2 separate regions of the Mus musculus genome follow, and region 2 is linked to region 1. A link is a loop called in an ENCODE intact Hi-C map of the cell type or tissue named here. Cell type or tissue: heart. All regions are shown on one strand. Each heading gives the region's core, and the rest is flanking DNA. Links, peaks and the distances in the headings are about the cores only.

Evidence for each region. Peaks named below come from ENCODE experiments on the same cell type or tissue, not always from the same donor. Only the 100,000 strongest peaks of a DNase experiment are listed, where the experiment ranks them.
Region 2: it touches region 1 in a loop (2.5-fold over the local background); 1 of 42 quality-filtered maps calls a loop at or near these places.

Annotation. Positions count from the first base shown.
Region 1 is chr10:86,292,384-86,300,362 of GRCm38, forward strand. All of the region lies in intron 6 of Syn3 (synapsin III), which reads right to left. Among named protein-coding and RNA genes, the nearest start is that of Timp3, 4.0 kb to the right of the region's middle. RefSeq lists an enhancer at 1,844-5,034. In heart, for the core only: a CTCF peak has its summit at 3,991; a DNase peak (open chromatin) is centred at 4,008; H3K4me3 peaks cover 951 bases; H3K27ac peaks cover 1,545 bases; H3K27me3 peaks cover 898 bases.
Region 2 is chr10:86,200,354-86,208,332 of GRCm38, forward strand. All of the region lies in intron 6 of Syn3 (synapsin III), which reads right to left. Among named protein-coding and RNA genes, the nearest start is that of Gm35636, 42 kb to the left of the region's middle. In heart, for the core only: no CTCF peak of the experiment used is centred there; DNase peaks (open chromatin) are centred at 3,028 and 3,808.

The DNA of each region.
Region 1 (7,979 bases), core at 2,013-7,012:
CAGCTCAGGTACACCCCAGGGACCTTAGGGCCCATTCTTCAGTATTCCAATAAACCAGAGGTGGCCAGATGAAAGGAGGAAAAACAATTATAGCAAGAAAGAGTCTGAAAGAAGACCTAGCAGATGGATATGAAGGAAAGAGAAACAATATTTAGTTGTCTGCAAGATGTCTTCCTTAAGCCCCAGTTTCCTTGATTATAAGGCAGACATACAGTGGTGGGGAGATGCTTGTTGCTGTGCAAGCTTAAGTACCTGAAGTCACAGCTCTAGCAGGGGTCTAAAAAAGGTGGTGTGGCAATGCCCGTAATCTCAGTGCTGGGAAAACAGAGACATGCAGATCTCTTCTCTGCAGCTCACTGGCTGGTCAGCCTACTCGAATCAGGGAGCTCCAGGTTCAAGGAGAGCCACTGTCTCAAAAAATAAGTTGAAGAGGGAAAGAGGAAGATAAATCTTGTTAACCTTGGATCGCCTCACTGTGTGCAACACACATACTTTCTCTCACGTAAAATGTCTATTATTTAGGGTTGGAAGACTGAGGGAGACGTCAAAGCACAAACCCTTTGTAGAAGTTTATAACTAGTACTGCCTCATGTCTACACATACTTTGTGAATGGCCTCTTGGGCAATTTTTTGTCATCAAGGATATCTTCACAGACATTGCTCTTAAACACAAGGCCCACTGGCCAAGTTCAAAGATCTGTCTATCTATCTATCTATCTATCTATCTATCTATCTATCTATCTATCTGGCAAGAACGGGTTGTACTAGAAGCTTCAGTTTCATAAGGTTTGTTCTATCAAAAGTACCTGAAAACAATAGACTAGTAGAAAAACCAATGAATTGCAATCTTTCTGGGGCCAAAAAAAAAAAAAAAAAAAAAAAAAAGAGTCTAGGGGAAGATGAAGGCATGACTAATCTTAAACAAAGAATTGAGAAGACCAAAGAGACCACAGTAGGTGTTGTGAGCTCAGCCATCATCACCATCCAGCGAGACTGGCTTTTGACAGTGGACACAGCTTCCATCAGAAAGAAAATTCAAAGGCAGCTGAGATGACTTACAGAGTAAACGTGCTTGACACAAAGCCTGACAACCTGAGTTTGACATCCAGAACCCATGTGTTGGAAAGAGAGACCCAACTCTCACCAGTCCTCTGACCACCACTCAGGCACACAGGTATACACACGCAATCAATTTTTAAAACATGTAGTTGAGAAGAGAAAATTTCAAGGTGTTTTCCCTAGAAGTTCCTCTTGGGATGTCCTCAATCCATGTTCTAATTTCACACCCACCAACTCAAAGTGTTCTGGTGAGGAGGTATAGGACTCTTCCACTATCAGAATATAATAAGGTATGCCATGAACATGTGTTGCCTGCCTACTTCTTAATCATTTGTCTCACAGAAGCAAGGACAGTGGCACTGTGGCTGGCTGGCTGGCTTGCTGGCTTGCTGGCCCTTTTGAGTTGGGTGTACCCATGAGACTGTTCACCTCTGGGAATCTCTCTGAGAACTCAAGTTCAATGAGTTAGGTCCTAGAGCCTCTCATGGTGGATTAGCAATGGGGATATTGACATACACTGGATCTTTCCCCCCCAGTTCATTGTTTAGTCTCTTTCTTCAGTATTTTCTAAGTGTCTACTGTGTGCAGGTACTGCACTGGCACACAGAGAAGCACCCAGGTTTGCTTGGGTCTACAGACATTTAGACCACTAGGGGCGCAGAGCATAAGAGGTGCCCAGATGGACAGCTGAAAGGGAATGTTCTCTGAAGGGAGTCAGAGAACATTCCAAAGCTGGTGGTCCTAATTGATTCCTGGCAGATGGGAGTGGAGGAGGGAGGGCAGGGGGCATAAAATGGGGCAAGATGGGACTGAGGTAACAGAGGTTTAGGTGGCACTAAGGGTGGGTCTGCTGCTGGGTAATAGTCACGTGATGTTCTATAGGAGTGGTGTCACCTCCAGTTGCAGCTCAGGGTGCTGTTGAGAAGAGGCAGATCAGAGAGGATCTTGTACATCTTCGGAGTTTAAGACTTTGTTCAGAGAGCCACAGAATATGAATAGATCTGTGAGACGACGATGGGCAGCAAGAGAAGAGCCGGACAGAGAAGGAGAAAAGGACTGGGGCCGCAGGGCCAGTTATGGCGCTGTTGGCACGGTCTGGGGAGATTCTCCAGGTTGGATTCAGGGTGGGAAAGACTTGTAGAGATGTCCAGTTCAAGGCTCTCTAGGACACGGTGGCAGGTGATGTCATCGGAGGGAATGAGTAAAATGCTGGAAGCGACAGGAGGAAGAAGACAGTGATTTCAGGGCAGGTGAAGTCTGCTTATGTCATAGGACTTGCAAGTAAGACTGTCACAGGAGGATGGACAGGGACGGTCAGGAAGCCAGCGGGGACACTGTGGCCTTGTGCATCTTATTTCAGTGCACACAGCACACTAGTCAGTCAAGGCCAGGAGAGAAGCTGGGATCAGGCAAGGTGAGAGCAGAGGCTAAAGGGGAAAAAAGCAAGGATCCAAGCCCAGAAACCTGAATTGCTGGAGGTCTGCCACTGAGGCTGAAGGTACCTGTCAGGAGCTAGAAAGTGACAGGCCGGAGGCAGAGGAACTTCCACAGCCAGGTATCAAGGAGGCGGCGATGCCCTTTGGACAGTGCAGCACAGGACAAGCCAGTTCCAGTTGTGTCAGGCTTCACCAAGGCAGGCTCAAAGCACCTTTGCAGAAACATGATCCCCAGCCCAGTGTGGTGGGCAGGAGCCTGACCACAAGTCCACCCTCTTCTTTCCCTGAGCCCCAGCAGGGCTGGTTGGCCAAGACAACCCTGTGTGGAGCTGAGTCTGATACCTTCAGAAAAGCCACAGCAGGGGCCGGGGTGGGGGTGGGGGCGAGGGTGGGGGTGGGGCTAAGTCCTCATTGTTAAAGGCAAAGTGCAGTAACCCCAGAGGCATAAGGAACACATTAAACTAGGCTTGTGGGGGAAGTTTTGGTCCCTGCACTTCATATTATCCTTTGCAGAAATAATTGACTGCCTGAACATACAGCCATTAAAAGAAAACCAAGAATTGGAATATTTAACTCGACTTCCCATTTCCCACCACCCCAGAAAACACAGAACACAAAATGTCTCTACCACACACATGTGTTTTCTGGCTTAAAATTCCTGGGAATAGCTGTCTATGGAAAGAAATACTAAAACCCCAGCATTCACGTGAACACAGGCAGAGACCTTACAGAGGGGTCTTCGCTTCCCTGGCAGGGCTGGGGGTGGGGGAGATGGGGGAGAGACGCCCTACGAAGATTTTACTGCCATGAAATTGGTTCCAGATGGAAGCCAGGAAAGGTGTTTACTCTCTGCTGGTACCAGGCACAGAGTGAACCTTAAGCTCCCACCTTCTTAGGCTCCTAAATGCCCCGTGTTGGGCAGCGACTCTGCTGAGGGTCTGGCTAGGGCTCCTGGTGATGGGCGGACCAGGCTGTCCGTTGCTTGGAAAAGGCTATTTTGAATATAATGACTTTCACATGTACTGTGGGTTTGGGGAGAAGCGCTGTGGTTAGGGTCTAGAGCGGGAAGGGAGGGAAGCCGAGGTACTTCCTTATGTGACAGTAGTCCTGACCTAGGCTTGTCAGCACCTTCTCCGGGTTGAACTTCCAGAGCCCCACTTGGAACAGTGGGACTCTGCCATCTTATGCTGTGTTCTCAGACCTCCATGTGGCCCCCAAATTAGTGATTCACAAGTGTGTCGCTTCCCAAATGAGCCTCTCTCCCTGACTGACATGCAGCCGGTCCAGGGGTGGAGGAGCTCAGGCAGCTGCAGACCCAGACGGGATGTTGACTGAGAACTTTGTGGCCGTCAGACGGGAAGGGATCGTTTCACCCACTCAAGGCACCCGCACCCCGTTGTCTGGCGTGGATATGTCCCTTTCTGGGCCTGCGAGACCAGCAGGCTGAAGGCTCAGGGAATTGGTGTTTTCTGGCTTACGGCGCCCCCTAGCCTTAGCCAGAGGGATAGGCTCGGTGAGTCCCTCTGAGGAGCTGCTGCCTGTCAAGCTCAACTTTGAGCCTCGGGACTAGTGTGGACTTCTGGGTCCCTGCAGCCATTAGTGAACTGAATCTTGCTGCCAATGCTCTATCCTCAATGGGCTTACACTTCAGGAAGAGAAACAGGTAGATGAGCAACCATATCAGAGTCAGCTACACGCAAAAAAGAACCCAACTAAGGTGCTGTGGGGAATCCGCTTGAAGGGGATGGAAAAGGGTCAAGCTAAGGAGGTAATATCTAAATTGAGACTGGAACGGTGTGCAAGGGTCCACTAAGTTTTGAACACAAAAGACACAGCTCTGGACCCTTTAATGCTTCCAATCCAAAAGAGAACAGAAAGATGGACTGGTAACACCAAGAGGCTCCACCAGAAACAAGACCCCAAGTCTCTCCTGTACCTTTATCAACACAGTCTGCACAGCCGTCTTTTATTTTAAGCCTGTGTCTAGGAAGACAGAGTAGTGTGGGAGTGTAGGAAATGCTGAGAGTGAGGTGGGTGGGCATGCTGGTTTGAGGTCAAACCTGCTCACACAGTGAGTTTTATCTTCCTTCACGTCCATTCACCTCAACTTTGAGAATTTCCCATGGAGTAGTAGACTTACTATTATTGTTGTTATTATTATCAACACCAAGGGACATCTTGCAGGGAATCATAAAGTCTAATCTTTTATCCAATAAACATGGAAACTGATGCATGAAGTGACTTGTCCACTGGATTGGAAGTATGACTGACTGTTCAGCAGCCATGTCTATCACAGGTCTCAGGTGTGGATATGTTTCCTTTCCATCCTAGCCTGCTTTTCCTCTCCAGAAAGGAGGTATTCACACATCTATTTGTAAAACGTGCTTGGCATGTTTTCAAAAGGTATCATGTAATAAGGTAGAAAGGGAAACAGGCAGTAACCTCTGAGTTACACAAAACTATACAACGCTGGTCAGCTCAGAGGATCTGTTAGTGTAGACAAGAACCCTTAGGCAGTACAGATAGCTCTCCACAGGCCAGCTATGGGACTTGGAAATACATTTATTCCATGCCCTGGCCTGGAAGACAGCCCTGTGGATGTGATGCAGATAGAAGCTAAGGAATCAGGGTTCACAACATGAACTTGGCTCTGCCTCCAGCTGAGTGTGGGACACTGGGTAAATTCTTTCTTCTGAACATTATTTTTCTCATGTTGAATATGAAGTTCAACAGTCTCGGAGCAACTTTGTATCTTCTTCAGATGCCTGAGAAAATACCCCCTACAGGTCTACCCTCTGAATTTTGATACATAGGAAGTGAACATGCTCTTAACGTCTCTAGAAAAGTTCCAACAGAGGGACTAGGTGAGCCAGTTAGGTTTGAGGACAAGCCAGGTGTTGGTTGAAGCCTCTTCAGCTCGCCCAGTGTCATAAATTTGTCATTGTTCTCAGCCACCAGAAGAGATAAGCAAAGCTGGTATCCCCATTCTTACCCAAGCTCCAGGCCCATTCAATCTTGCTCACTAAATAGACTAGCAGAAGCAATCCTTACACACTATTAGCCCAGTGAACAACCTAATGTCCAGATGGGTGGCTTCAAGGCACACCTGCTGGAAGGACCTACATGAGGACTCAGGGAGCCCCGTCATCTTGTTCCTAGGATCATGACTACGCTGACCTTGCAGAGGTGAGCAGAGACGAGCAGTTCAGCTTAGGCAGAAGAGAAAACTCCTGACCAGAATGCTGTAGGTATCTCCTGAGGCCCTCAAATTCTGAGTGAGTCCGTGCTGAAGAATCAAGGGAGAAACAAATCCAAATCAGCAGCTTTCAGGATGGAAAATAATCAGAAGACACCCAGGCTTTGCTAAGGAAGTAGCCCCCAGAACAAGACACACTTCAGACGTCCTCTCTTAGGACATCTGCTCTGTGACACGTAGCGCAAAGTAGCTGCCTGGCGATTGTCTTGCATTCCAGAAAGGCTTTCTCTTGGAGGAAAAACAAAGGGCACTTTGGACAAAATGGTCTTGCAATAGGAAAGCAGAGAAGAGAGGCCTCTAGCCTGTAAGATGTTAAACCAAAGGGATTTGTCTGTAAACCCTTCTAAAGTCTTCCACATGACTGGCACGGTGCAAGGTTCAGTGAATCTCTCAGATTCCACCAAGTATGTCCTCATTCAACCTAGTTCCTCAGAGTGGCCCCATTAGTGCCCATGGCTCGGGCCTCAAGTGACTGACTGCCGGCTACTATCTACACTCAAGTTTCTTGGGACTTTCCTATGGCTAAAAAAGCAATGCTGCAAATAGCTGATACTCGGCCTCAGCGTGTCAGGAAAGGAAACCATATAACTATATTCCTGGAGCCGGGGCTAGAAGAGTAGTGAGAAGGCCAGAGCACCCTGAAACAGAATTAAGGAGGGGAGGGGCTTCAGAGCTGAGTGGGGCTAAGACAGAAAGATGTGGGAGCTAAGATCTCTTCTGTATAGCTGTAATACTTGGGTGGAGGCTTCTTGGAAGCATTTGGGAGGCTGAGGCAGGGGCATCGAGAGTTCAAGGTCATCCTGGACTACTTAATGATACTCTGTCTCAAAATAACCACAGCATCAACACACAACAACCACAACAAGGGCAGTTAAGTCAGAAATAATGTTACCATGTTGCCTTCTGCTTCTGCCATAAAAGTTTCTTCTCTTGGGGATAACCCAAGGGAGTCCCTTGGATTTTCCTCATTTGTTACAAGTTTACAGCATTCTGCAGCTAAAACACAGGTCTCCTTCAAAACCAGGTAGGAGAGAGGGGAGAGAGATTACTCTAAAAGAGTACTATCGGTCAAAGGGATGCTGAGTCAGGGATGTACATCCCTTTTGGTAAGAAGAGCCAGCTAGAGAGTGTGGTGGGAGCATCCCTTTCTGGGCCTGCTTCTTCAGCTGGAAGGTACACAGGACACCTGTTCTCACTTTCCCCAACTAGAAGGAATATGTGAACACAACGAGATGGAGTATGGAATCCTGCTTTTAAAAAGAGAGCATAGGCCAGGTATGACGCTGCACATCTGTAACTCTAACAGAAGCCTGACTCAGGAAGATCTTGAGTTCAAGGTCAGCCTGGGCTACATAGTAAGACTATGTCTCAAAAAACAGCATGAGCACACACACACACACACACACCCCAATTAAGATGTTATTTAAAATGGGTTGGTAATAATGTTACCAATATTGCTCTATAGGTGGTTTTCTCTAAGAACTGGTTTTATTCCACGTACTGATTGCTTTACCTCAAATGTTCCTTGCAGAAGGAAGGATTGCTGTCTGCCACCAGGGAGACCAGCTATCATACTCCCCCTTTCCCTATATTCTTTCCTTCAAAGAAGACCCAGGCCTTTGTGATTGATGTTCTTCTGGCATGATGTCACATCTTTTACTGTCCCACAGAAAACAACGCCCTCTTAGTCATTCTAACCTAGGTCTCCAACTATTCTAGTTTCCTCATCATACTAGCACAATCGCCCTGGTTGCAAGGGCTTGCTTGACGTCCAGAACAGGGTCTGTTGAATAATTCCACAGATCCATTTACCCCCAATGGCAATTACCACAGCCATCCCACAAAGGCAGAGGTGTGTGTGTGTGTGTGTGTGTGTGTGTGTGTGTGTGTGTGTGTGTTGGGGGTGGGAGGTGAGGGAAGCTGATGTCCAGCGGTTTCCTCTTACTCCCTGCTCTCTCTAGGAAAGATAAGAAGGTGAAAATTTCTTTGAGGCTTCCTTCTTGACTTTTTCCAGGAGGCGTGATCAAGGACTTCAGGGTGCGGGCCACCTGGGGCCCTTGGAAGAGATTATGCAGGAAGGCTGGGTGGCTGGGACTGAATCCTTGTTTAGGTCCAAGGCTCATAGAGAGGCGGTGGGCGTAGGGCGAAGGGGCCGTGGGACGCCGCTGTAGCGCACACCGGCCCAGGACGCGCCCAGCCCACCCACTCGCGTGCCCACAACTGCATTA
Region 2 (7,979 bases), core at 1,001-6,000, 93 kb before region 1:
ATAAAATGTTAAGATGCGGCAACAGGAGGGTGGGATCCTTTTATTTTAAATACAATTCAGCCTGGAAACACCCTTTTCATGAAAATGAGCTTATTGAAAAACTGATGTCATAAGCAATCAGAGCAGAAAGCATAGGGAATGAGAACATGGCCATGACATCATTTTAGCCCGTGGACCCAGCCCTGACATTCTGTTACTCTAATACCGCTGAGATATAGGAACCAACAAATTTCTTTTTTTTTTTCTTTTCACTCCACTGCTTAGAATTGGGATTTCTGTTATTTTCAGTTGAGAGAATGTGTAATTCAGGTGCCTTCCACCATCACCAAGCTCTCTGCTGAAGGAGGAATCATGTCCCCAACAAACATCACATTGCAGATTAACTCTTTACAATCCAAGCTCCTTGACAAGGCCTTCTCCTGCTTTTTGAGGGACTGCATTGTGATTCCTCCTTTCTGGACTCTGGACTCTCAACTGGATTACACCTTGAGTCAAGTGACTTGAAGACCATTGCCATTTCATGCTATTCGTTTGACTCCTGTGATTAGACTGTAAAAGGAGATTCCTTATTCTCTAAACAAGAAGTCAGAAAATGGAGGTACCCATGTCATCTGTTCTAGTTGCTAGTTGTGTGCCTGGAGACATGGTAATTGGATTCTCCAAGACTCAGTTTCCCTCTCTAACAGGCATTCTAATTCCTGCCTCACCGACCTCTCAAGATTGTGGGGAGGATGACATTGGAGCAGAGTGGAGGTCAAAACACTGTGTAAAGGGGCCAGATAATACTTTTTTTAAAAAAAAAGAAGCATGCCTAGTCTTCCTGGAACACAGCCACACTCCATTGCTGACAGACTGTCCACAGCTGCTTTTGCACAGTAACCAGAGTGGAGTTTCACCAGAGACTTTACGACCTGCAAGCAGAAACTAATGCCGTGGGCATTTTCAATTCTGTTTACTATCTAGTTTTCAGTTAGTAACTTCTCTCTGAATGAGGGCCCTATAAAAATAAGGCATGGCTTCTATGATGAGAAGGCATTCCTCATGGGCCCCATTGTCCCCACCCAGAAAGCTCCCAAAAGTGGCCCCAGCTGGTCTTGGCCATGTGTGATGGCTGATGGGTGGAGAAGATAGGAACTAGCTTTCTGGAGAGCAATTTGACAGGGATTTTGAAAAGCCTACACACACCATCCACTTGAACGCATCATCCAGTTTTCACACAGTGTCTGAAGAAATAATCAGAGTTGAGACATGTCTACAAATCTAAGAAATGACGGTAGAGTGATTATATAAATTATTCAGCAAATGATACTGTCATTCCAAACCCTGCTTCAAAGAATCTTTAACCACTTGGGAAAGTACTGTTATAGAACTAGCAAAAAAAAATGCACCATAAAGAAAAATCATATTTAATATGGTCAATTATCAAGCAAGGCTAGCAGAAAGAATATTCTAGTTTCATAGCGATTTTCTCTGGGTGGCAGAATTATAAGATACCTTCACAATATTATTTTTGTGGTCATTCTCTTTTTAATCAGAGAGAGAATAATTTAGTATATAATTCTTGGCTGGAGAATCTTGAGAGACGTCTGAGAATGGGCCAAGCAGGCATACGTGTGAACTGGAAGGGGTGAGTGAGCACCTAGGAGAGGGACAGTCTGCTTCCTACAAAGTACCAGCTGCCGCTCGACTCCACTGAGCCCTTACCGTGTGGGGATTCGATTTACTCAATCTGAAGGGATCGAGTAAAACACCCTTTGGTCTCAACCAGTCCTTCTAGTCCCCCATTTGAAACACTTGCTATATGGGTATTTCAAGAGCTTAAGAGCTTTTGAGGCTTAAGAGCTAAATGGACAGTGGCTGACTGATTATCTTGTCCAACTGTTTTCCCTGATCTTTGTGTGTAGAAATAGCACCTCCTGGGCAACTTGCAGCTAAACATCAGCAAGGCAGGAATGACAAGGCTCAGTTACTAGGCCAGCTTTGTGTATCTCTGTGTAACTTCTCAGGCATTGATCTTTTCCCCCATAATCTTTGCTCTCTCCAGCGTCCCCTGTCACAGGGAACAGACAGCAAAATTCCTCTACATGCCCAAGCCAAAGGATGGCTATGATCCTGGTACTCATCAAGCATGAAGATTCTTGAAAATTGCTCACTGTAGTTGGTCTCCATCCTGTTTCTCCCTTCCTTTCCATCCATATCCAGGTTCCTATTGTCCTCAACTGGCTCACTGTAATACCTTACCAACCACTCTCTGATTGTGTGACTCTGCCTTAACTCTTCCCGCCTTCCAAGACTTAAGACAAGATGCTCAGCCCCACCTCCTTCATGACCTAATGGTCTGTCTCCCTGGCTCTTGCTTCTGGCCTCTCATCTCCTCTAATCTGCTGTTCCCTGACCTCCGAAGGACTTTGTCCACAGGACCTCACTTGGGTGGAAACTTCTCTCCACATCTCTTCTTACTGTTAATCTAGCAAGTCCTCAGAGTCTCAAAACAGTGCTCCCAAGTTTGCTACAGAAGCCAGACACTGCCATTTCCCTATGTACATCATGTGCATTTGTAGGGAAGACAGAGGTCAACCTCAGGTGTCGTTTCTAAGAAGCAATCCCCTTTGTTTTTTTTTTTTTAATTAATTAATTAATTTTTTTTTAGATATAGCTTTTCCCTGGGATCTGAGGTTCAGTGGTTATAGTAGGCTGGCTGGCCAGTGATCCCAGACATTTTTATCTACCAAGAGCTGGGATTCTAAATGTGTACTACCATGCCTGATTTTTTTTTTTTTTAACATGGGTGCTTGGAACTGAGCTGAGCTCTTCAAACCTGCACAAAGTCTTTACTAACCGAGGTCTCTCTCCAGTCCTCATCCACTGTGTCTATTATGTTCCTTATCCCAGTCCAATCCCAGCTTCTGGAGGAAGCCTTCCAGGAAGGCCATCCTGGGATGGCCTTCATAACAACTAGAGGAGTCATAGCTCAAGAATAAATGGTTTTTATTTGTTTCCTGTCCACTGCCTGCAAGATTTCACTGTACCCCAAGGGCAGACTATCCCCCAGAGAGTGTCAGAGTGCAGACCACGTCATGTAGTCAACATTCATGGAATGGTCCAAGTAAACGCTTACATCTATAGCTGTGTATCAACCATAAAATCGGCGGCACTTTCATCTCTGTTACGTTGGGAGTGTTACAGATGAAGAAACAGAGGGTCCTAGGAGTCAAAAAGCAAGTCCATTGATTGTGATACTGGAGAGTATACATGTCCAACCCCAAGTCCTTAGCATGGCTCCCTCGCCAAGTACTCTTGCTCTGCTTGTTGGGTGGATGTTTTTTCATTTAGAATGGGTAAACGTAAGAATTTTTCAGTGTGAGTCTTGCTCTGGCGAAAAGTTGCTTGGTTAACCTCTTGGGAAAGAGAAATATTTTTGCCTTTGTTAGGTGACTCTGGGCAGCTGAGAGCTCTTTATCCTCACTGTCTGCCTCTCAGGACATAATGACCTACCTCCAATCCTTTTCAATTATGGGATTACTGATAGGAATTTGGAAAACAACTTCTAAACCCGGAGGCTTGGATGCTGGCTTGTGGTTCAGTTCCAAGGTTCTTAGCAAGTGGTTTGAGAAGACTTTCCTCACCTGCTCCTCTAGCACCTCAACCTGATTACCTTCCTCCTGAGCCCCTACCTGGGGTCTGTGTATCCAAGGTCTAACCATGGTCTCCTTACTATGAAGGGTCCTTGTTCCCTGCTGGACTGCCTCTCAGTGGTAGTGGCTATGCTGAAGCAGTTCTCAGCAGGGGAAATACCTGGGCTGGTGTCCAGGGACAGACAGCCAAGGGCAAGGCCCAAGAGTGAGCCAGGCCAGTTGGCTTGATCTTCCTGTATTAGTGGGACCTTCAGCAGCCAGCCTAAGATCCTTAAGCCTCAATTTCCTTAACCATTAATTGACAGTAGTAGTATTCACATTTGGAATTTTTTTGCAGTGGAAACACACAGAAAACTATTAATAGACATCTTTTCCCCAGGCACTGGGGCACACCACCTATAACCCCAGAGCAGGAGGATCAGTTCAATATAATCTTTGGTCATATGGAGAGTTGGAGACCAGCCTTGGTTCTACATGAGACCCTGTGTCAAAAAGGTCAACCTCCCAACCCCAAACTAACCAACCAACAAAACCAAACAGGCAATTATTTTCTCTTTCCTCTATTTTTTTGGCCAAATTTGGGCAGCCCTCTTCCAACTACCACAGGTATCTGTCACTCAGGGGCAAAAATCTCATACATATAAAGTTTGAAAAAAATAAAAAGTCTTGTTGGATGTCTTCTGTGTAAGCACCTGTGAGGAGTGGGAAGAGAATGGCATTGTGCATTAGGGCTACATAGACCTGCTTCCAAATCCAGATTCGCTAGCTAACAGATGGCTCACCCTAACACAGGAACAGTGGTTCCCATGTCACAGGATTTTTGGGGATTTGAACTAACACTGGAAGCCCTTCCCTCTGCCAATCAACCTCTGCTCTAGAATCTTCCATTGTGGAGGACCAAGGAGGCCCCATCCTGGTCCTGAGTACATTCCTAGGAGTCTTTTGGTGAAGTTCAAGTAGGAACTAGGTCAGTAATCTGTTCTCTCTGCTTCTTTTAACCTTCCTAATGCTGTGACCCTTTAATACAGTTACATTGTGGTGACTCCCAACTATAAATTTATCTTCATTGCTATTTCATAATTATGACTTTGCGACTGCTATGAATCATAATGTAAATATCTGCATTTGCTGATGGTCTTAGGTGACCCCTATGAAAGGGTCATTCAACCCCTAGAGGGACTGCAACCCCCAGGTTGAGAACTGTTGCTTTATAGCAAAGCTCACAGGGGTTCTGAATCTCCTTTCTCTCATCTATTACCTATTTATTATCTATCTATCTATCTATCTATCTATCTATCTATCTATCTATCTATCAATCTATTACCTATTTATACTCTATCATATATCTGTCTATCTATCTATCTATCTATCTATCTATCTATCTATCTATCTATCTATCTATCTATCTATCAATCTATTACCTATTTATACTCTATCATATATCTGTCTGTCTGTCTATCTATCTATCTATCTATCTATCTATCTATCTATCTATCTATCTATCTATCTATCATCTAATCTGTCTATCTGGCTGGTAAAAGAGGAGGAAGACCAAAAACAAGTGACGGCTGCAAGAGAAAGAGCGGGACACCTAGAGTTTCATGTTAAGATAGGAACACACACAAATAGAAAATTTAAAAAGTGATTAAAAAAACAAAACAAAACAAGGCACCTTGAAATGAGAATGTCATTTTCCAAAACCCACCCCTACTGGTTATATCATGCCTCTACCAGCAGGCTGGCCCCTTCCTATTGTCAAAATGAGCATCATTAGATTCTAATGCTGGCCAAACTCTCTCTCTTAAGATTTCATAACAAAACCAGAAGAAACCGAGTGGGTAATTAGTATGGTCCTGTCAAAAGAAATTGTTATCACTTTAATGTGACTGCTTCTCCTCCTCCTCTTCCTTCTTCTGCTTGCCATGACAAAGATATCATGAAATGTGAAGAGGACGTGAAGAGAATGATAGAGGTGTTTAACAAAGGGAGTCTTTAGGGGATGAGAGTAGACTAGAAACCCATTATTGACTGCCCTTTGGTCCAGACGGTGCTGCAGACCCCGTTGCCTGCCCTTGAGGCAGGCAGGTCCCAGCGATGGGAGACCAAGCTAATCAGGATCTATGTGAGGCCTCCAGAATCCACCCTGCATCCTACTGTGAGCTGGAACTGGAGGACAACTAGGATAATAGCCTCTGGTCCTTCACACAGAAGCATCCTTTTGGAACCTTTGGGATAGCATTGAAAATGTAAATGAGGAAAATACCTAATTAAAAAAAAAAAGAAGCATCCTTTTATTTATTCAGGGCATTTTAGCACACACTTGGTCCTCCGAGGAGCATCAAGCCTTCAGCTAACTCTCCCTTATACCTTGTATTTGCAGATGCTCAAACTCTCCTTGAGTACTCCATCATCCTTGAACACTACCCCTACCTTCCTGCCTCAGTCACCCCTATTTTGTCAGCTTGATTGTACATCAGAAAGTGACAGGCATTCTGCAAGTTTCCATCATGTGTCATTCACTATCAGAAGCTCTTTCTAAGCCCCTCTAAAATAATTATTCCTTCCCTCCTGTCACCCCTCAAAGACCTCTGTGTGTCCGGTCTCTGTCATGTTTTTTAGATTGTGCTATAGTTCCTTGATATGTAAAGTTACATTTTGAAAATTCGTGGGTGATGGGTCTTTCTATATTATACTGTTAATTGGGAATAAAATCTTTCTCCCCTGCGGTTTTCTGAGCACTGTTCCTCAAAGCTAATTATGATTACCAACTTATTCGGCAGGCTTCCAGAAATCTCTATAAGGAAGTAGAAATCAGAATGTTTATATTGGTAGCCGTTTGCCCCAGATGGGGTTACACTGGGTTACTTTTCTGAAAATTGTAGTTTCTAGTTTGTTTTCACAGAGGAGTGTACTCGTTATGTGAATGCTTCGTTGAGTGTTTGCTCTAAAATAGTCATTTTAGTCTCTCTTGAAAAATAAATTGTTTACTTTGCTTTTTCTCTTTTGCTTCTCGCTTCCCTTGGTCCCCTCTGGTTTGGCTTGCGAGGTCGCCTTTGTCCTCTTTGTCTCCTCTCATGGTTGGAAGGTCTAGAGTCTGTCTGAGTCATTTAAACAGTGCTTTAAACAGTGAACTTAGCGATCTATTTCTTGATTTGCCCATTGTCCTTCCTACCCACAGACTCTTCACTGAGGCAGATGGAGAAACTCTAGCATGTGTCTGGCTCCACCCCTGCCCCTTTGTATGCCATTGTGGTTTGGGGCATTTACATTCTGTTCTGTAACCGTAATGCCTACAGATGTTCAGCCTTAGTTTTATATTTCCGCGAACACAATGGTTGCCATCAATGCTTAGATTTCAAAAATTCATTGAGATTCCTAATTTGATCCCTTTGATGTATCTTCTGAGACTGTATTCCACTGTCCAACCTGTGCTTTTCTACCTCTGTCCTCACATGATCTCTGGAGTGCTGTGTTGTCTAAGAGCCTGTATCAATAAAGGTTGTAAGTTGGAGAAGTGTTTCTCAAAGGCTATTAATACGTAGTGGAATCTCTAGGAGATGGGGCTAAGTGAGTGGTCTTTAGGTCAGTGGGGTCCTATTCTTGAAGGAAGCTATGACATCTGGCTTTTATCTTCCTTCTGTCTGTCTCTCTGTCTCTGTCTCTGTCTCTGTCTCTGTCTCTGTCTCTGTCTCTGTCCCTCCCTCCCTCCCTCCCTCCCTCCCTCCCTCCCTCCCTCCATCTCCCTCCCTTTCTTGCATCCTGGCTTGCAACGTGAGCACTTTACTCTGGTACTCTCCAGCACTGCCACAGGGAACCTCCAACAGACATCCACAAACTTGAGACAAGTAAGTCTTATGTGTGGTGGTTTGAATTTGCTTGGCCCAGGGAATGGCGCTATTAGGCAGTGAGGCCTTATTGGAGTAGGCATGGCCTTGTTGGAGGAAATGTGACATTGTGAGGGTGGGTTTTGATACTGTCTTCCTAGCCATGTGGGAGACAGACTTCTCCTGGTTCCCGTCAGAATAAGATGTAGAACTTTCGGCTCCTCCAGCACCATGTCTGTCTGGATGCTTCCATACTTCTTGCCTTGATGATAATGGGTTGAACCTCTGAACCTGTAAGCTAGGCCAATTAAATGTTGTCTTTTATAAGAGTTGCCTTGGTCATGGTGTCTCTTCACAGGAATGGAAACCCTAACTAAAACATTATGCTCTTGTAAATTAATTATCTCAGACATTTTGCCATAGTAACATGAAGGTGACCAACACAGTGAATGTTTTTCAGCTATTTTCATACTTGAAGACAAGAAGGCTGCCATCAATTGTCAGGATGTACTTGTTACTA